Linked DNA regions of Homo sapiens: region 2 is linked to region 1. A link is a loop called in an ENCODE intact Hi-C map of the cell type or tissue named here. Cell type or tissue: heart right ventricle. All regions are shown on one strand. Links, peaks and the distances in the headings refer to the core of each region. The heading gives the core; the rest is flanking DNA.

Evidence for each region. A loop is a pair of places that touch in the nucleus more often than their neighbours do. Peaks named below come from ENCODE experiments on the same cell type or tissue, not always from the same donor. Only the 100,000 strongest peaks of a DNase experiment are listed, where the experiment ranks them.
Region 2: it touches region 1 in a loop (2.2-fold over the local background); 29 of 110 quality-filtered maps call a loop at or near these places.

What each region holds. Positions count from the first base shown.
Region 1 is chr17:57,436,163-57,446,521 of GRCh38, forward strand. The region is part of intron 6 of MSI2 (musashi RNA binding protein 2); the gene reads left to right. Among named protein-coding and RNA genes, the nearest start is that of MSI2-AS1, 170 kb to the right of the region's middle. RefSeq lists silencers at 4,567-4,626, 8,089-8,158 and an enhancer at 5,037-5,096. In heart right ventricle, for the core only: a CTCF peak has its summit at 4,831 (motif pointing left); DNase peaks (open chromatin) are centred at 4,446, 4,939 and 7,189; H3K27ac peaks cover 3,134 bases.
Region 2 is chr17:57,259,542-57,269,900 of GRCh38, forward strand. MSI2 (musashi RNA binding protein 2) reads left to right here. Exons shown (of 14, transcript NM_138962.4): 5 at 2,610-2,651. Among named protein-coding and RNA genes, the nearest start is that of MSI2, 8.2 kb to the left of the region's middle. RefSeq lists an enhancer at 221-744. In heart right ventricle, for the core only: no CTCF peak of the experiment used is centred there; no DNase peak of the experiment used is centred there.

The DNA of each region.
Region 1 (10,359 bases), core at 839-8,838:
TGAACCTGGGGATGAATACAGGCGTGGCCGTGGGCAAGCGACTTGACCTCACTGAGTCTCTCAATATGTTGATCTGTAAGATGGGAAGAATAAGAAAGTAACTACCTCACATGGGGGCAGTGAGGGTTAAATGAGAAAATTCACAAAAGGGGCTTAGTAGAGCCTGTGGCACAGAATATGCACTCAGTAAATATCTTCTATTGAAAATAGACTGGGACTGGGAACAGATTATGGAAGGAGGAATGTGTGTTCACAAATGTGTGGGAAAACCTTTTGTACTTGTGTTCTGGCTATTGGGTTCTCCAAAAAGTATGGACTAAAGAAAACTGATGCTCTGCTGGGTGGATGTGGGGAGAGAGATCCAGCGTGGGCCTTGCTTTGCTAAGCTGAGTGTTAGAAGGCATGGGAAATGAAAGTTGAGAGGTTCAAGAGCCTGGGGCAGAGGAGCCCCTGGGTCTGGGCAGCCCATGCTCGCCGAGGAGGCAGGGGGGTGAGAGCAGGCAGAATTGGAGACTTGGGTGGAAGTGAAAGATGCCGCTTGCTGTGGGCATTCCAATGAAACCACTCCCTTGAATATGACAGCGGTTAATCATTAATATCATAAAAGTTTTAGAATTGGAGGGACTGAGGAGAGCATCTAGTTCTGCCCAAGGTCAGACAGGGTTATTCTGCAAGCAGAGATGAGTACTGACAGTACTCTGGTTTTAGAGAAAACATTTTCCCCACCCTTCCTGTCCCTTCTCCTGGGTTGACTCCAGCAACTCACCTCTCCCAGCTGAGAAGTACTTGACATTGGATTCAAGGACATCAGAGACACTTACAGCCTGGAGCCTGGTGTGTGCATTGTTGATGAATCCCCAAGGTTGAGCCGAGACTTGGATGGTAGGTCAAGTGTCTGTTGAATATCAGCAGAAATATTTTCCATCTTCCTGATGAGGAGGGAATTTCAGGAAGAACATTTTTGGTGTCTCATTTCTTGGGATTGCCTTTATCAATCGTGATGCATATTTTTGGGCAGTAACCTTACTTTTGGATTTATTTTATTCCCCATCCTAACTCATTTCTTCGTCTATTTTTATCGTGTTGTAGCTATTTTTGTAAGACACCTCCAATCCCTTTGGAACAAAATGAAGTGGAAATAAAGAAATGAAGTCTCTTGGCTTTTGCTCCCAGATCATCAGAAAGATGACTCAATGAGCCAGAGCTCTTTGATGCCAATAATGAACTTGGGTCAGGTCAGAACTCGAATTCCAATTGAAGGAGGGACTTGACAGTGGGACTGTCATTCCTGGGGATGATGGTTGGCAATAGGATGGATTGGGGGTTGAATTATTGGGGACATGCCTGGAGGGACTGGGGAGAGGAGGGAAAGAATGTTTTCAGCGGGTTGCCAGGTAGAATTCCAATGTTCACTGCAATGAACTTTTCTTCAAACTTTTGTCCTTGGCTCTCTTTTCTTCCGTATGGGACAGGGATGCATTTTTGGTGGCTTGTTAACAAGACAAAAATAAGGAGAGGGATGAGAAAAGGTAAACAGAGAACCCTACAAGTTCATGTATTCTATGCCCTGCATTCTGTGTGGACCAAACAATTCCCAAAGAGGCCTAACCCAAAATAAGTTAGTATCCTGCTTCTAGTAGCCTGTGATAAAGTGCATCTTTTTTCTACTTAACTTAATCAATAAATATGAAGTGCTTAATACCATGGAGAAGAAGGCAACAATGGTCTCACCTTCATGGGGCCTAATGTGGTGTGACTGACCAACATTAGAGACGCACGCAGAAAGCCGTGCACATGCACCCGTGTAATTACAAAGTGCCACAGGTGCTGTGAAAAGAAAGCACAGTGTGTCCTACAAGAGAGAAGGGGACCTTATTTGGATTGGGTGGTTATGGAGGGCCCCTTCTGAACATGTTTGGCCTTCTTTGCAGCAGCCTCCACCTCCCAGCGCCTGGGAGACAGTGCACCAGTAGAGGTGGGGTGGGGCAGGTGGTTTAGCCCGAGCTGGGGTGCCTGGCTGGGGACGTGCCCAGAGGAGTAGGGTGTGCGGAAGGCAGGATGGGGTCCCCACAGCAAGCTTTCCTCTCCCTGACTGGGCCACCTGTTGCAAACAGTCAGGCCCCGAGGAATAGCCTCCCCCCAGGGGGAGTTCAGTAACGGGTACCATTTCTCAGAAGGGGCTGGCCGCAGAGATAAGACCACAGTGCCAAGGGGGCCATAAATTGTTACCTGTGCCCTTCAGTTACCCCTTCTTCCTCCATCCCCTCCTTCCTGAGCCAGTGGGGTTAGATTTAGCAGCAGGGCTTCTGTTCATGAGATGGAGCAGAAAGCAGACTTTCTGGAGGCTGGGCATGATCACTGAGATGCAGAGCACTGATAGGGAAAATCAATTTAATTTCTGTGGCTCCGTGACAAGGAGGGGTGGCAAGCAGGAAGGTCAGGCCTGTTTTGAAAGCCACAGTTCAGTTAAGAAAATAAAACACTCCCTCTAAGGAATTTTTAAAAATACAGTATTTTAGGAGGGGGAAAATGGAAGTGGGTCAAGATGAGGGATTTAGTCGGAGGAGCAGAGCAGACCCATGGCAATCCCAGTCTGACCGGAGCCTAGGGCCTGAGGGTTGCAGGTCTCCCATAGGAATTTTTTTTTTTTTTGAGACTGCGTTTGTTTCATTCTTGTTGCCCAGGCTGGAGTGCAATGGCGCAGGTTGCTCACTGCAACCCCCGCCTCCTGGATTCAAGCAATTGTCCTGCCTCAGCCTCCCAAGTAGCTAGGATTACAGGCACCTGCCACCACGCCCGGCTATTTGTTTTGCATTTTTAGTAGAAATGGAGTTTCACCATGTTGGCCAGGCTGGTCTCAAACTCCTGACCTCAGGTGATCCGCAGAGGCATAAGCCACCATGCCCGGCCTAGGAATTTTGTTGTATGTCTGTTGAGTTGAGTTGCTCAGGACTTGTTGCAGTAGGGGACACTTTCATTAGGTTTCTGTTTCCCGAGGCATGATTTAAGGCACATTTCTCCGTCCCTCTGGTTGATGCTGGGGAAGGCTTGGCTTCTGGCAGTTTTTGATTGCTCAGATCAAGCCTATGTGATTCATGGGATTTTACAGGTTGGAGGCTGAGAGGTATTTGTAGGTCTGGATGAGGATTTGCACTCAACCTGGTTGTGGCATGTCGTAGTCAAACTATGGCCTCACCTGATTTAGAGGACGAGGAGGACTCTGCAGAAAGCACTTCCTTGGCTGTTGGTAGAGATTAGATATTTGCGGGCAGAGAGTTGGGTCAACCCAAGCCTTCATCAACATCCCACAGGGACCTCCCTTGAGGTGACTTTCATTCATTAGATGGAGGATGGCATTGCAGGTCCTGTGCCAGGCACTGGGGAGATAGGCTTTGTCTTTTTTTTTTTTTTTTTGGTGGCATCTCTCGCTCTGTCGCTCAGGCTGGAGTGCAGTGGCACGATCTTGGCTCACTGCAACCTCTGCCTCCCGGGTTCAAGTGATTCTCCTGCCTCAGCCTCCTGAGTAGCTGGGATTACAGGCGTGCGCCACCTTGCCCAACTAATTTTTTGTATTTTTAGTAGAGAAGGAGCTCACAGCATAGTAGAAGGCTCAGACTTTGGACTATTTCCTAAGAATCTGATAAGTGAATACATTTCCAGGATTCTTAGCGGATGGCCCGAAGTCTTGGGATAGTGTGTGAGGGCCAGAGGGGAAAATTGAAACAATGAAGAGAATTGAGAAATTCCTCATTGGAAACTTCTGTCTGTGATGCTTGGGGTGGGATAAGAGGGGGGGTCTGTTCTAGCTAAGATTCAATACCAATGGTTATCTCTTTGATTATAGCTTAGGGTGAGGCTGAGTGATCTATCTCCACTGTTTGGTCTCCCCAGAGTTAGCTGTTTATTTCAAACCACCAGTCACTTGTGGTGTTTTGACCTAGAAGCCATGCAAGGCAGTTTGAACTGTGCTTGAAAGGGTGGGGAGGCAGGGCTTGTTCTGAACTGTGAGCTGAGGAGGCAGCGATGGGTGCCCTGTGCTCTAATAGAGGTCTGAGAAGTGAACTGGGTGGCCAGCTGGGTCTGCCTGCTGAGAGCTTGCTGGGGCACAGGAAGCCGTGCCCCTCATTCCCTTTGAAATAGCTTTGTGTTTGTCATTCTTGTGACTTGGATACCCTTTTGGACCCCGTATCTGTGGGCTTAGCATCAGTCAGATGCTGTTTATCAGACAGTCTTACCTGGGGTTTGTTATCCGTGTGTGTGTGTGTGTGTGTGTGTGTGTGTGTGTGTGTGTGTGTGTGTGTGTGTAGCGTGGCTGGGTCAGACTGGATTCCTTGTTGAGCATCTAGCTAAAAGAGGTTAAGAGGAGGCTCATATACTGCTGAAGGCCAGAGGGCTTTGCTGAACGCTGGTCATCTTAAAAACGAGCTGGGCTATTTATAATTTGGCAGGCTGCCATGGGACTTGAATGAATGGCAGTCTGTGCAGGCTCACATACTCTGTGTACTGAGTCTGAGCGTGGGTTTGTTCATTTATGTGCCCCTGTGCATGGGTGTGGATGTGATTTCCTGGCGTGCAGGGTAAGGACTGAGGAGGTGGGGAAGCAGGTTTTGCCCTGGTCCTCTGGTCCGCCAAGAGGCCACAGGTACCCTTATTTATGCCTGGGATGTTGGTGTTTCTGGTATTTTAAGCCACAGAAACGTTTGAGGGAGTAGACCTGGACTATCTCTTTTTACTCCTGAGGAAACTAGGCCAGAGGGGTTCCCTTGGGCTCAGAGGAGGCCTCGGGTCAGGGGCCATCCCGGGTGGGAGCTGTAGCTCTGGCCAGCTTGCTCCTGTCAACACTGCCCCCTGCCGCTCTCCCAGGGCTGCAGGGACCTGGTCGTGCTGGAGACGGATGTTTTCAGGCAGCGCTTTGTAGGAGGCAGTGACGCTGGTAACCCACTAATGTGAGGATGAAGTCTTTGTATTCTGTTTCCATTGACGGGGACGGGTTTGCAGAACCACCCACACCCTTGCCTGGGCCTGGTGACTCATGAGGACAAGATGGCTGACCAAGGAGAGGGAGAGGTTCCACTCCCTCCAAGGCCCAGGGCTGACTCTTTTTCATGCATTTGGTGCTAAATTGCTGCCCTGAGGCTCTTGAATAGCTTGTATGAACTCTGGTCCACCCCTCTTGCCTCTCCTAAATCCCTTGGGAGGTGTCCCCATGCCCTACACACTGCCTGCTCTGTCACCTCACCACCCTGCAACCAGCTGGGCTGGCTGGTTTTCACTGCTGGGAGGTAGATTTTTTTTCAAGAAGTATGAAAGTATCATTGGCATATAGACAGACCTCTGCACTCAGCTGGAACTGGGTTTTGAATCGCAGCTTCAGGACTCAATAATGTTGTAAATCTCTGAACTTCTTGGAGACTTTGTTTTAGGAAGACAGGACCCTATAAGACAAAGTCCCTCTGTGAGGTCCAGCACAGAAGGCATCTCTCACCAGGGTCCCTTTCTTTTCCCTTTTCTCTCAGCCTGATTCTGTGCTTTCTTTCTTCCTTTTCGTTGTTATTTAAACTTATGCATGTAATTTCAGCCTCATAAGGGACATTATGTAGATTAATTGCCATATGGGAAGTACTTAAAGCATGTTGCCTGGCACACAGTAGGTGTGTAGCAATAGTAGTCATTGTTTTAGGCAAAGATGATGCCTGCAGGGGTTTCTTTCATTATTATTTCACTATTTATTTCATAATTGTAGCTTCATGGGGAGGACAGAAGGGTGAAGGGATCTCAGGGAGGCATTCTTCCCTTCACCCTGGAGACCTCCCTTGCTTGGCTGTACATTTAAACTGGCCTCCGCGTGGGTTCATGGTCCTGTACATCAACACAGCTGATTTTTTTTTTTTTTGAGACAGAGTCTTGCTCTGTCTCCAGGCTGGAGTGCAGTGGTGCGATCTCGGCTCACTGGGTCCTCCACCTCCCGGGTTCAAGCGATTCTCCTGCCTCAGCCTCCCAAGTAGCTGGGACTACAGGCGCGTGCCACCACGCCCGGCTAATTTTTGTATTTTTAGTTGAGACGGGGTTTCACCGTGTTGGCCAGGATGGTCTCTATCTCTTGACCTTGTGATCTGCCCGCCTCAGCCTCCCAAAGTGCTGGGATTACAGGCGTGAGCCACTGCGCCTGGCCAACACAGCTGATTTTTATAAACCTTCTAGAGACATTTGCCTTCTTGGTTTTTAAGCATAAACAACCTCACTTTTGTAAAGGGGAGTTGCTGTAAGATTCAGAACTTGGAGAGGTTTTTGTGTGGGCGTTTATTTTTCTTAAACAGCACGAGGTTTGTGGGATTCTATAGGGTTTTGTACAGCCTGACCAGCAGTTAGCCATCTCCCCTCCCCTTCTCCCGGAAGAAATGGGTGTTTTGTTCTCCACTGGCCTCTCCTCGTGTGTTTCTTCTTCTGGGAAAAAACCCACAACCCCAGGTTCTGTTGCCCAAGATGAGACTGGATGAAAATCAAGAGGGGTTGCTGACGAGACCCTGGAATGCCCAGAGAACAGAGGGGTGGGAGCGAGGGAGGCGGTGCTGGCCTGGGGCCATCTTACTCTTCCTTTCTTCCTGACAGGTGTGTAGAATGGCATCTCCTGCCGGCACGCTGGGGGCCTGGGATACCTCTGGCAGACAGTGCTGGAAATTTAATGCTCCTTGAAACAGGAGAGCCTGAGAATGCTTACAAAAATCATCCTTATTAAAGTTTGAAGGGATGAAGAAAAGCGCTAATGGGAGAGACCCTATACTTACAAACCCACCTTGAAGGGGTTAGGGGTTACTTCCCACCTGCCAGCACCTTCCCTGCTCTGAGGAAACAGGAAACCTGATGGCTGGGGGCTTCAGGGCTCTGGGGACAGCTACCGTTTGCGGCCTGTCTGCCTGGCTGATGTCTGTGCCTGTCTGCAGCTGAAGGCCCACTTAGGACAACAAAATCCAGCCAAGCCGGCTGGCTGGGGCTGAGTGGGGCCTTTTGGCTTCAGGTGACTTTGTGGCTTCGGCCTTGGGTAAAGGGAGTGGGGGGCCATGTGTGGAGCCCTCTGGAAGGTCTGGACTCCTGCTTTTCCTTGGCTCTTCTCGTTCTCCAACCACCCCCAAGGTTCAGCAGAGTCTTGGGCGCGTCTCCTCCGTTTGTGCCGCGTGTTTGTGGCAGCAGCTGTTGGTGCTGACTAATAGGACTTCCTGGCAGCTGTGCCGGGCACACGTGGCACCGGCAGGAACTGCCTCTCCTCGGCTGCCCAATCTGTACCCCAACCACCAAAGAAAGGCCTGGAAAAGGGGCTGAGAGAGGCTGCTTGAGTGGGAAAGCCCTAGAACTTGGTGACTCACAGATCCATAGAACACGGTTGGAAGAACCAACTCCCATCTGCAGAGGGGAGCACTGGGTGCCTAGGAGGGGTCTCTCAGGTCGAAGAGCAAGTTAGGGGCTGAGCTGACACGTAAAACCCCATCTCCTCCCTGCCCCCTGAATGTGTTTGCTCTGCCCGTGTGAGACAGGCTTGTCAGGGGGTCAGCCTGAACCGTGTCACTCACTAGCTGTGTCCTTGGGCAAAGCTTTTCACCTCTCTGTACCTCAGTTCCTCCAGAGACAAAAGGGGATCATCATTGTCCCTACCTTAGGGGCTTTTGAGGACAGGGTGAGCACCCAGGGCAACGTGCCTGGGACAGTAAACCTCAGCAGATGCCACTTTGCTTTCTTCCTTACCAAAAACTGGGCAGATGCCTCTCTCCTCCTGAGTCCAGTGGTGTCTGTGTCAGATGCCCTAACGGATTCTCAGGAATTGCAGCTGACATCCGGTCATCATCTTTGGTTTGGGGTGGATGGGGGCAGAGCCAGGGAAGAAGACAAGAAACGGGAGAACCTAAGTGCTTGCTGACTTCTGCCCCATTCCCCTCACCCCAAACCCTTTTTTAGAAAGGACTCGAGAGGCCTTTTAGGGTCAAGATTACCAAGGCCTGAGTGACCCTGCAGAATTCCTGCACATGGCTAGGCATCCTTTGTCTGATAATGACAGCCACTGCTCACACAGCGTCTACAGTGCACCGTCAGCAGCCTTAGGAGGCAGATTCTATTATCTGCTCTAGTTTACAGGCAAGAACACAGCACGGGCCAGGCACAGTAGCTCACGCCTATAATCCCAGCACTTTGGGAGGCCGAGGCAGGTGGATCATGAGGTCAGGAGTTCGAGAGCAGCCTGACCAACATGGTGAAACCCCCGTCTGTACTAAAAATACAAAAATTAGTCGGGCGTGGCGGCGGGCACCTGTAATCCCAGCAACTCGGGAGGCTGAGGCAGAATTGCTTGAACCCGGGAGACAGATGTTGCAGTGAGCTGAGATCGTGCCACTGCACTCCAGACTGGGTGACAGAGCAAGACTCCGTCTCAAAAGAAAAAAAAAAAAGAACACAGCACGGAGAAGATGCCCAGAGCCCTTCACTGTGGGCCCATGAGATGACACAGATCTTTCCACTAGGCCATCCTGTTTTGTTGCTGGAGAACTTTGTCCCTGGAAGGGCAGAAATGATTATTCTGGTTGCCCAAGGCCTGGTGGCCCAGGTAGGAGAAGGAACCTTCCAAGGCACATCCAGAGGAAAGCCCGGGGTTGGCGGGGGGTGGGGAGGTGTCCGCTCTGTGGCTATAATTAAGCCTCTCTGCCTGCTCTTCCTTTTCAACCACCAGCTTTTCAGGGGTTTAGATAACATGGCTTTGTGCTGATGGCCCTTTCAGCACTCAAACAGGAGGACCCATCTCAGCTCCTGGCATTCACGGGGCATAGTTCCCCTTTTCTCCTCACAATGCTGAATTTTTAAAAAGTGGAGTGTTAGCATAGGAAGAGTAGCTGATATCTGGGCGTTTTTCATAGAAATTCCATGATGGATGTTTTCCCCAGGATGCACTGCCAGTGTCCCAAAGAGAGACTTATCAGTTAAACCTGCCTGGCTCCAGAGGAGTCGCCGCAGACTTCCTGGTAAATACCCCCGAGCCAGGAATGCGTTTGTGAAATTTTTAGGAGATGATCCCAGAAAAGCTTCCTTCGGTCACCAAGCCGCGTGTTTGTGTCTGGAGATGAAGTGTGTGAAGGAAGATGTTTGCTCCTGAAATGAGACATTTTGTACATACAAGCCTTTTATGTGACATTGAAGTCAGATGCTGAGCTGTCCGATGCTGGGGTTTGAAGGTGAAAGTTGACTTTACCTCCTGTAGTGACAAAGTTCTGTGTCAGCCTGAATTTCAATTTCCTGGGACTTTTGTCTGTCTACAGCTCAACATGGTATCCTCAGCACCTTTGGGGTCTTTTGTTGTGTTGTTTGTTTTTTTGGTGGTTAGGGGAGGGATGGGTTAGTGACAGGGCGGTGGGGGGGGGTGCATTTAATCATTTATTCTTTTTAGTAGGTTTAATTGTATAAAGATTATAATGCATACAAACGTCTGTAATTAGGGGAGTTGGTTCTATTAGACAATGTTTTAGTGAGGAAAATTACAGTGTTTATAAGCCGTTTAAGGAGGGGGCAGCATATATTAACATGCAACTAGTTTTTGTGAATTCATACCGAGTACTTACCAGTGTTCCCCGGAGGTGTCTCCCCGAATTCCAAAGTGTGCCCCGTTCTATGTGCTTCCTGGGCTTCCTTCAGCAGAACCAGGCCATTTTTCAGAATATGGAACGCTATTCTAGGGGCTTAGGAGAGCAAACCTTGTTCTGTGACGGAATGAGTTTCGTTGATTCACGAGACAAATGTTTAGGAATGCCCTGTCTCTGCCAGGCACTGTTCCGGGTATTGGGGATACAGAGGTGAGTAAGACGGCAAGCTCTTTGCTCTCATGAAGTTTGTAATCTAATGGGGAGTCAGACTGGAAATGAGAAGACAAATACACGAACACACTCCTTACTGATACCGATCGGTGCAGAGGAAATGGAAGAAAGTGTTAGGCTGCAGAGGGACTGGGGAGTGGGGTGGGGTGTGTGTGAGGGTGTCGATTTAGGCATAGCCTTCAGAGAGGCATCTCTGGGGCAAGTGATCATCCAAGGACAGGGAGAACGCACAGCCCATGCAGTTGCCAAGGCAAGAAGGAGCTTTGTGACTTCAGGGAACAGAAGGAAGGAGGGGGAGCTGGCGACAGTGAGCAAATGAGGGGAGATGAGGTTAGCGAGGTGGCAGGACCAGATCATGGGGCTCTGCCAGGGGATGGTCGGAAGGAAGAATTCGCAGTGCCCTAAGAAGCTAAAAGTGAAGGACCTACTGCAAGCAAAACAGTGGGATGTTCTGTCCCTGCACAGCTGGCCCCCTTTGGGGCTCTCTGCCACTTGGTCTCAATGTTAAAGG
Region 2 (10,359 bases), core at 1,155-9,154, 180 kb before region 1:
TCAGGAATGCGTGCCTTCTCCTAAGAAAGAAACCCACCTACACTCTTAGTTGCTTTATTAATTGTCCTGGACTTGTCATAGCTTGCATGCAGCCCAGCCTTTTGTACTTTTAGATAATTTAATTTCAGAAATGATTTGTAGGATGATAACAGATGTCTGAAAAATTTTTCTCTCCTTGATTTCGTGGCTAGCCATTTCAAAAAGCTAGTGAAATTAAAGAGGAAAATCTTTTCAAGGCAAATTTGGGAATTTATCATCCACCCCCTCTTGCTACCTGGGTGGGAGAAACAGTATTTGGTTTCTGTGGTGGCTGGTGGGTCATATTCCTCTGTATCAGGTGCAAAGCCTGCAGTTTCCCTCTCTGATTGTTTATAGACATGTTTTGGTCACTATTATTTAGTGTAACCTAGCTTTTGACTTTGTTTCAACGTTCAGTGCAGGAGGCAGAAGCGGTTGGTTTATTGACATGGAAACGAGGATCTTGTTTACTGTTACCTTAAAAGCTTTGTTTAGGTAACGGCCATTCACATCCAAAATAGTACCCTAGTCTTTTCCTAGAGGACTTGTAGATACAGTAAGTAGAGCTGTACCTAACTAACTAATGTTTTAATTTTTGGTAGTTTTCTTTTTTGTTTGTTTTTTAAAAAATAGTTGACAGGGATGTGCAAAAGGTTGGGATTTGCCATGCTTAACTTGACCCTTCCTCTCCTTCAGAGATCTCAGCGTGTAAACTTTGCACACTGAGGAACTTCGATCATGATATAATGCTCTGATACGGCCACACACCATCCAGGAGTTCTGAATTGGCTTTTTCGTTTTGTGATTTAAATTTTCTTTAGTACTTCACTTTCTTCATTGCACCTTACTTCTTCCAGCTCCTGGCACCTCCCTCAACATACCCCACACCTGTTACCCCATAAACAAGGTGATTTCTGATTGCAATTGTGTGCCGGCCAACTAAAAAAAACACCCTCTGGGGAGTATTTATAAAAAGACACCTCTGTCTTACGTACGTCAACAGAATGGAAAATCCACACCTGTTGTATTTCTCTTGTAGACAAGCGCTAGTCAGTGCTGGACACACCTGTAGATGCAGTAATGTTAATCTTTATGAAAGGGTAGTTTTCTAGATCAGAGATTTTTGTCTATTTTAGTTTTTGAAAAGTAATCTCTCATTTCTCAGGTGATGTTTAAAGGTAGGGAATGCAATGCAGACTTTTATTAGGTCTTTAAGCCCCCGTAATAACAGCAGGAAATCCTCATATGTCTTTCTGGCTGGGACCCTAGGTGATGTAAGTCAGGGAACAAATGAACTATCCTCCGTGCTTCCCACTCCCCACCCCCACCTCCCTACTTTCCTCCACAGCATTACTCTTTTCTCCCCTGCTCCTTCTCATGGCAGAAGTGAAAACAAAGCTCAGATTTACTTTTTAAAAGGAAAACATTTTAATATGAAAGCCAAAGCCTGGAAATAAATAACTGGTAGCATGTTTATACTATCTGTGTTACATTTTTACCCAAAGATTTGTGACATTTAGAAATTCAATGAAAACCGACAACGGGAATATTTTCACATTTCTTTCCTCCTCTTTTTATCTGTGCAGTCACTTTTTTCCTCCCTCACATCAGCCTGTTAGATTCACATGCTTCCAGGAGAACTGTTCTGAGCTGTACAGCTAGACCCTGATTGAGCATCATGCGTTTTGCAAGTGTGTGATTTGGACTGGAGGATGTTTTTCCACTCGGATTGAGGTTGGGGTAGGGGAATTCCCTACTTGTTGCACTAGATTCTGACTACTTCTTGTATTCAGTAACTTTTTTTTTTTTTTGGTGCCCTCCCCATGATGGGATTTCTTTTCTAATTTGGGTTTAGGTTGCTTATAGATTTTTACTCCCTGTTGTTTTTAAAATCCAGGTGGATTTAGCTCACATGCTTCATTTTCTTTACTTCAAAAAATTATTTTTTATCTTTTGAGGTATAGCTACAGAACAGATGATCTTTTTGGTTAATCCTGGGTAACTTTACTTTTGCTAAAATGAATTAATTAACTCAAGCAGAGCACTGTGTTGGATGTCTGTGGGGAGTTTTTGGATGTTGTTGATTTAAAAAATTTTTGGAAGCTCCTTTCCCTCCTGTGTTGTTTAGTTATCATCAGGGAGAAGAAATACCATCCAATTACCTACTGCTAGAGAATACTTACATTTAATTTTCAGGTTATGATTTTTTTCCCAATGATAATGATGCTCCCATCTTTTCTCCCAGCCACGCATAGCAAATTAGATGTAGATACCATTTAATATTCAGTGTCTGGAAGAAGAAGCCCTTGCCTAAATAAGAATTACATGAGATCTGGTTTATTAAGAGCATCACACACTGAAATGCATGGTGGGTCATTTCAGAAAGGCTAGCTAGCTATGTTAGTTACCTGATCTGTTGGAGGGATGGTTAAAGTTGAGATCAAAGTTTAAGAAACTTTTGAGTTGCCTGAGAAGTTACTAAAAGCTGGATTATAAGCCTGAGAAATGAGTGATTAATAATTAGGTGATTAATCATATATTTTTTCCTTAAAGTACTTTATTGACTCCTGCTTTTCTATTTTTTTTCCCAGATTGACCCCAAAGTTGCATTTCCTCGTCGAGCGCAACCCAAGGTAAGTAGGAGAATAAACAGTAGGATTTTAGCACTCAGAGATGATTGCCAAGAATTTCAAATTTCAAACAGCATTGGCCATGAACTGTTGAAGCCTGGTATTCACTGTTCCTTCGGGGTATCAGGACAGGCTGGGCAAGTAGTCCTGTGAGATAACCATGCGTCTCTAAGTTAGCCATCCCAAGGTGGCTTCTGAACATCCACCTGGGGGCAGGGACAAGTCTGATGCTTAGTGGGAGGACGTGTTTCCATCGACTGCAGTATTTTTTGCAAGGATTCTATTTGTTTTTTAAGCATTTCCAATATCATATCAGGAAAAGTCGAACATTTCCTTGTGACTCTTTCGGAGGGTACTCTTTGAGGCTTTACAACTTGGAGTTAATGCAGAGGAGTAGAGTTTGACTAAACAGCTGATCCTTTCTTGGAAAAGACAACTTCTTAGGCCCATAAAGCCTTAAATCTGGGAGGGCAAGCAGTGGATATCTTGGTTTTAGGTTGGTTGGATAAGTCAGGGCATACTTGAAACCAACAGTGCTTCTTATTTGTGCAAGTGCTGGTGCCTGGGTGGAGAAGTCCTGAAAATGTTGTAACCTTGTAGGAGTGGCACTACAAGACTTGCTTAAAGAATTGAGATAGGGCTTCACTTTTTTAGAAGTGTGTCGTTAACATAGTTTTCACTGAGCTTGCCAGGTGTGGCTATGAGAACACAGTTGCTTGAAGCCTAAGGTTAAATTGGAAGGGCTTATGGCTTACATGTTACATTTACACTTTTTAGTTACTATTTTTCTTCCTTATGTAGCACTGGAAGAAATGCTTTTTATGTATCTTCGGGATTTGTCATTCTTTTAGGGAAAGGGGAAAAGTTGAAGCTTCTAAGTCGGAAAAGGTTGTGGCTTTAGCAAATTCAGTTTATTTCTTTATGCACAGTCTCCCAGAAGTGGAACCTTTTAATCGTGTAAAGAGAGGAATGGTTTTGCACATTAGTATAGAAAAAGTTGGTGATTGTGATGGTACTTTGAGAATTTCAGGTCTGGGGCATACCACTTGATTGATTGATTCCTTCCTTCCCTCCTTCTTTCTCTCCCTCCCTCCTTGTTCTCTTCTCCCTTTTTTAAAGATGGAAACACAACTTTTTAAGTAAATACAATGAAATATTTTCTTCAGGCATTTTTTTGTAATGCTTAAGCAAATGATAGGAATTAATGATTAGGTTATTTTTGTACTTAGCACAAACTTTGGAATTGCCCTTATTGTTTTAGTTACTTCCCAAACTGTCTGTGATCCTTCACATTTCAGAGGGCTTCCCAGAGTTAGCAGTATTTCCTGGGTTTGGAGGAATTGCTGTTTCTTCCATAAGTGTGAATCTTCAAATTTCCAGGTTAGTCATTTGATCACTCAGAGCTTGGATCAGATTACCCAAGAGGGAAGCTGGAAAAATCCCTTACTTGGTAAAACCATGGGTTTGACCTGTTTTTCTCTCCCCTTTGTTGTCCCCCTTCCTTAACTTTGTTTTTAAATGAGAAAAGCAATATTTCACTTTAATACACTCTGCAGTGATGCATTCAACTTGAAAACGAGACAGAATGTTTCTCAAACTTGTCAAAGTGTGCATTCCTTTCCCAACCCTCAACTCCACATCTGGAATGTTTGTAGGTGAATTAACATGAAACCACTTGGGGGAGAACATCTTTCCATGAATTCTAGGGATTTAATAATAACACCTTACTGTGTATGACATACTTCACTTTACGGAGGACTTGGCTGTTCATTATCTCCATCTGAATTCCATCTCCTGGGGCATTTGGCTGTTGTCCCTAACCTTCTCTCAGTCTCAGTGTGCTCATCTGTAAAGTAGGAGTGATGACATAGCTCTCCCAGAAGGTTTTTGTGTAGAGTAAAAGAGCATGGTCTGCGACAAAGGTCTTCGTCATTGTCATTATTTTTCTTGTCGGTTTTCTCATCATTGTTCCGGTTGTTGTTTGCAAGTGGGACAGCCTGGGTTCGGATGCTGGTGGTGCCACTCCTTAGCTGTGTGAATTTGAACAGGTCGTTTAACTTCCTTGAACCTTCGTTTTTCCATCTCATAGAGTTTTTCTGCAGATTACGTAAATTAATAAAGGTAAAGGGACTGAAAAAAAAAAGACGTTGCATGGTAATGCCATAGAAGCGTTAACCTGCTATCTTATTTATTTATTTATTTATTTTTGAGATGGGATCTCACTGTGTTGCCCAGGCTGGTCTTAAACTCCTGGGCCAAGCTATCCTCCCACCTCTGCCCCCCAGAGTGCTGGGATTATAGGCGTGAGCCACTGTGCCTGGCCAACCTGCTATTTTTTTCTGCCATTTTTATTAAGTCCTCACATCAATCCTGTGAGAGGTTGAGTAATAATAATGATACTAGTTGAATTTATATGCCAGGCACTATTGCAGAGACTTTATTAATCCATTTAATTCTCATGCAGCCCTATGAGGAGAGTACTAGTATGAGCTCATTTTGTAAATGAGGAAACGGAGGCACAGATGGATGTCCAGGAGCCATACCCAGGCAACCTGGCTGTAGAACTGGGCCCTTCACCACTGTGCCATGCTGTGGGGGTACCTCAGGGGATGGCCCCTCTGCTATGCGACAGGAGATGGGCTCGGAGAGGTCAGCGGGCTGTGCTGAGGGAACCATAGCCAGAGGCCCAGTACTTTGAAGTTCTGCGTTCCTGGGCCTAGGTGATTTGCCTTGCCCCATCATGTTATACCAGTGTGTGACACTGTCTTGTATCTTTTGATCTGACCCCTCAGGCCATCTTTTCAGATGGTTCTGGAGTTACTCAACCCCAGTGAGGCAACAGAGTAAATGCCAAGGTTGTATGGTGGTTGGGAATTGGGACAGGGTGGGGAGAAAGTGTCTTCCCTGTCTACGGTTATTTTCCAATAGAATTTGAGCCTGGCCACCGGGATTTCAGACTGGAGTTAGCGCTGGGGGCCAAAACCCAGGAGCATAGAACTTTAAGTCGACCCTGATTTATTTATCGATTATCTCCCTTCAATAAAACTTCTGTGTTTTTGTGTTCAGGTCACAGTGGCAGAGGGAACCCTGCCCCTCCTCGTGGGATGGGCGAGGAGCTTGTAAATGATATGTCAGTGTGTGTTTCAGTTAAAATGAGTTTCTCTGCTTTCTGGCTGTCCCTCCTTGCTAACGCTCGCCAGAGAAATATTCCGTGGAGGTGTTAAAACAAGACTAGTGGAAAGAAATGGTAACTTAAAAAGAAAGAAAATCCATGGCAGTGAAGAACAGATTTCATATTAGTACTGTCATAATATTCTCTAATGTATCATATAAATAAAAATCTGTTTAGACCAGAATTTTAATAAGTCACCAAAGGAAGGTTTTGAATCCTACAGTTTATGTATCCCCCTTTGCGATGTAAATGTTCACATCTCAAGTGAAGTAGAGTGGGGAGACGCTTCGGAGACTAGAGGCTGTTAATTAGTGAGGTATATTTTGATCAGGGCAAGAAGACTGGTTCATTCTATATCTTCGTATTTCTCTGGATGATTATTTCATTTTGTAAAATATGTAAGAGTTCCCCCCCAGCCCCTTATCTTTTTAAAAATTAAAATGGTCATGCTCTTCTAAAAAGATGACTTAATTTGAAGGCTTTGGAGACATGAGGATGATGGGGATCCATCACTCCCTGTTCTTTGCTCCCTTTGGACTGGAGTGTTGGCTGTCTGGAAGAGTTTTGCTTGAGCTCGTGGGTTATTTTCTTCTATGTGGAGGAACCAAGAGACTCTTTAGCATCTTTCAGCAAGAGCGAGGTCTGGGTGTACTCACCATCTGTCTTAATTATCCTTGTGTATAAGAAAACATTCCCATCTTTTCCCAATTGCCATTTCCTTCCTTAACTTTTAGAGGCCAGAACCTCATCTGTTGATGCAGGGAGATCTCACTTCTTTAACCTATTTCTAGTTGCCTTCAGTCACAGCGGGGTGGCCAGGGGCGAGTCACTTAAGCCTCCCCAAGGCTCAGTTTCCTCCTTTGTAAAAGAGGGAGAATTATAGTACTCACTGCCTGCAGTTAGTTGTTTGGAGGATAAATGCAAAATTCTTCACTGGGAGTCTGGCATAAAACAGCACTCCGCAAATGTCTGTTGATCTTATTATTATAGAATTATTATTTTTATTATTATTATTTTTAAGACGGAGCCTCACTCTGTCGCCCAGGCTGGAGTGCAGTGGTGAGATCTTGGCTCACTGCAACCTCCGCCTCCCGGGTTCAAGCAATTCTCCCGCCTCAGCCTCCCGACTAGCTGGGATTACAGGCACCTGCCATCATGCCTGGCTAATTTTTGTATTTTTGTAGAAATGGGGTTTCACCATGTTGGCCAGGCTGGTCTTGAACTCCTGACCTCAGGTGATCCACCTGCCTTGGCCTCCCAAAGTGCTGGGATTACAGGCATGAGCCACCGTGCCCGACCAGATAATTATTTTAATAGAATAAAAAAAAGTACAATGGTGAAATGACTGAAGGAAAATCTTAATTGGAATGTAAGCTCCCTGAGGGCAGGGAACTGTTGGTGGCTGCTGTTTGGTAACTAAATGAACGAACTGAGTCCAGCCTGCTTTTTTCACCGTGGAGGTAGCTGCTACCCAGTAAAGTTACGTTGGTTGCTTCAGATCCACACTTAGGTTGTAGCAGGGCTGAGCTAGCAGTCAGGTTTTCCTGTTCCTGTCTTGTCCTCTGACGTGGCTTCAGGGCCCTGGAAGGTTCTCTGCTAAGCACGCATCCAGATGGGTGCAATGGCAGCCCGAGCGTGTACACGCACACCTCCTGTTCTGGGGGAGTGGTTTCTTGGCAGCTTCTCAAGGGCGAAGGGTGAGTTTTCGGCATCTGGCCTTCCCTTGCTGCTGTGGGTCGGGTCATTCTAGCATCTTGCCATCTTGGATGATCTGCAGCTGTCATCTCGGCAGCCACCATGAACTGGCCTGCCAGTGGGTTTTCTCGTTCCCAGCGAGGATGTGGTGGTGTGTCTGCAGCCCTTTTCCACAGCAGCGAGGACCTGGGAGGATTAGTGGCTTAGCTTCTTTCTTGTCGGTGAGCACCGCTCCTTCCTATGTTCCAAGTCAGTAGCAGGTGTCAGCTTAAGGAGGAGGGGCACCTTGTCCTACAAATGTCCTTTCCCTGGATTTTGCCGTTCCTCACATGCTTTCGTTTCATTGTTGAGGTCAGTCTCCTAGGACTATGAAGCTCCTGTGTTCTTTGTCAGATGATTTTTGGCAGACAGGTGAGCCTCCTCTGCTGCCCGGGAAGGGAGGAGAAGGCAGTCTCGGAGGAACCAGCTGACCATCTCAGGTGCCGCTTGGGGCAGCGTCCATTCTTTGTGTCCTATTTTGTATTTTTAAACCCGGACAATCTTCGGCCGAAAACCCCGAGAACACACAGGGGAGATGTAGTTCATCATCTCTCTCTTCCCGTTTGATCTAGTGTGTTCATTTAACAAGAGCTGGGTTAATCCTTGTTCATTGCCAACTGTATGCGTGCACCCACTTTTGGAGGGATTCAGGAAATACTCGGTGCTTCCTGATGTGCATGGAACACAGTCTCGACGTCTTAGCTTGGTGCTTAATTAAGGTCCTTCAAAATCTGTACCAGGGTCTTTTCCACCTTATCTCTCAATTCTTCTAGTTTTTGCTGCCTTGAAACTGAATGCTCACCCTTCTTTGAGAAACCTGTCCTTTTGCAGATTTCCCTCTCTGCACTGCCCTTCCCTTCTCTGTACACAACAGACCCTCTTTGAAAGCCCAGCTTCATCATTATCTTTTCCACGAAGCTGTCCCTGCCCCTTTGTGGAAACAGTCATACTTCTTTGGATTTCCACAGCACTTACCTTTTCTTTGGTTAAGCCCCTTCCAACAATAATAAATTAGCAGAAACTTGTGGAGCACATACATCTGTTGCATGTTGTGCTAGACATTCACTCATTCATTTATTCACCAAACAAGCACCGACCGTTTGCCAGATACTGTGCAAAATTCGGGGGATAGTGTGGAGAATATGACAAAGTTCCTGCTGTCACCAAACTTTTGCTCTAGTGGGGCAAATAAGCAGTGAGCAAACAGATAAGTTTATGACATGCTCTCAGGTGTGATCACCAAAGCCAGGGAGGAGCGATGGCGGGAGTGGGGTGGACCATATCTATGGTACAGTCAGTTGCCACTTTCAGTAGTTCAGAAATTATTTACCAAGTTTCTGCTCAGCACCGGGGATTGCGTTAGGTACTTTGTTCTGAGTTTTATGGTATTTAGGTTCATGCCTTATCTTCTCCATTGGACACAAGCATATTTTACTAATAATTAAAAAAAAAAAAAACCCAGCCAGGTGCGGTGGCTCATGCCTGTAATCCCAACACTTTGGGAGGCCGAGGCGGGTGGGTCACGAGGTCAGGAGTTCAAGATCAGCCTGGCCAAGATGGTGAAACCCCGTCTCTACTAAAAATACAAAAATTAGCCAGGCATGGTGGCGGGCACCTGTAATCCCAGCTACTCGGGAGGCTGAGGCAGAGAATTGCTTGAATCTGGGAGGCGGAGGTTGCAGTGAGCCGAGATTGCGCCACTGCACTCCAGCCTAGGTAACAGAGCGAGACTCCATCTCAAACAAACAAACAAACAAACAAACAAAAAACACCCCATCCTTAGCCCTTACTTCTGCACTTTTGTACATCGTGGACTTCCATTTAGGTAGAGCGAATGAAAAATGCCAGAAGAAACACAGTTCTTGTCTTTAAGAACATCATTAGCTCCAGGTTGGGAGGAGGGGGTGACCTGTGATACTGGAAAGGGTGGGATAAGCACAGTAGAAGAGGTAGGAACAGCATTTTGAGGAAGGGCAATCTAAGCTTCTAGGAAGAGGTGGTCTTTGCCCCAGGTCTTGAAGATCAGATAGGAAGGAATAATGGCAGGAATGCTGTTCTTCCTTCCGGCTAGGCACTAGGAAAGGTCAGGGTGTGCAGGTGTTGCAAAGGGTATGTGCTGCAGAGTGGCCTGGCATGAGGCTTGCAAAGTAGGTTGGAGCCAGTTTGTAGAAGGCCTCAAGGGCCCAATAAGGCAAACTGACAGGTGCTGTGGGGAACCTGTTGTGTGTCTGTGCGGGTGTATGGGGATGCCCTGTGGAATGTTCTGAGCTCATTCAGACCCATATAGAAGCTGGGGTCACTGATAGGACCATGGCGGATGCTGTTGCCTGGAGAACTTCCAACCTGGGCTTGTGGCTTAAGCTTAATGCAGGCTATGTTCTCTCTGGCCAGAGTCTCTCTTGCCATAGACTCTTCTTCTTCAGGAGTGATGCTCTTAGCAGATGCCACCTCTACCTTTGGGGTGTGTGGCTGCTTACAAAGAGCTCTCTCATTCTCTTGTTTCTACCTTCTGTTCTCTCCTCTTTTCCTCCTTAACAAGGGACCATGATATAGATACAATTCCAAAGTCCTGTACTTTGTCCTTGTTTAAGCCGTGATCGTGACCTCACCATGTGTAGACAGTGAGATGTCATTTCTCAATGTGGACATCACAGATTGCCTGTATAACCCCAGTGTGTGTCCCGTGGCTCAGAGCAGTCTGACCTGTGACTTCATAGATGGTATCTGCTTGGGGTCGCCTTTGGCTGAGTGTCTGCTTGGTGAAGAATATGCATTTTTGGAATCATGATCTCTGCTTTCCGTGTG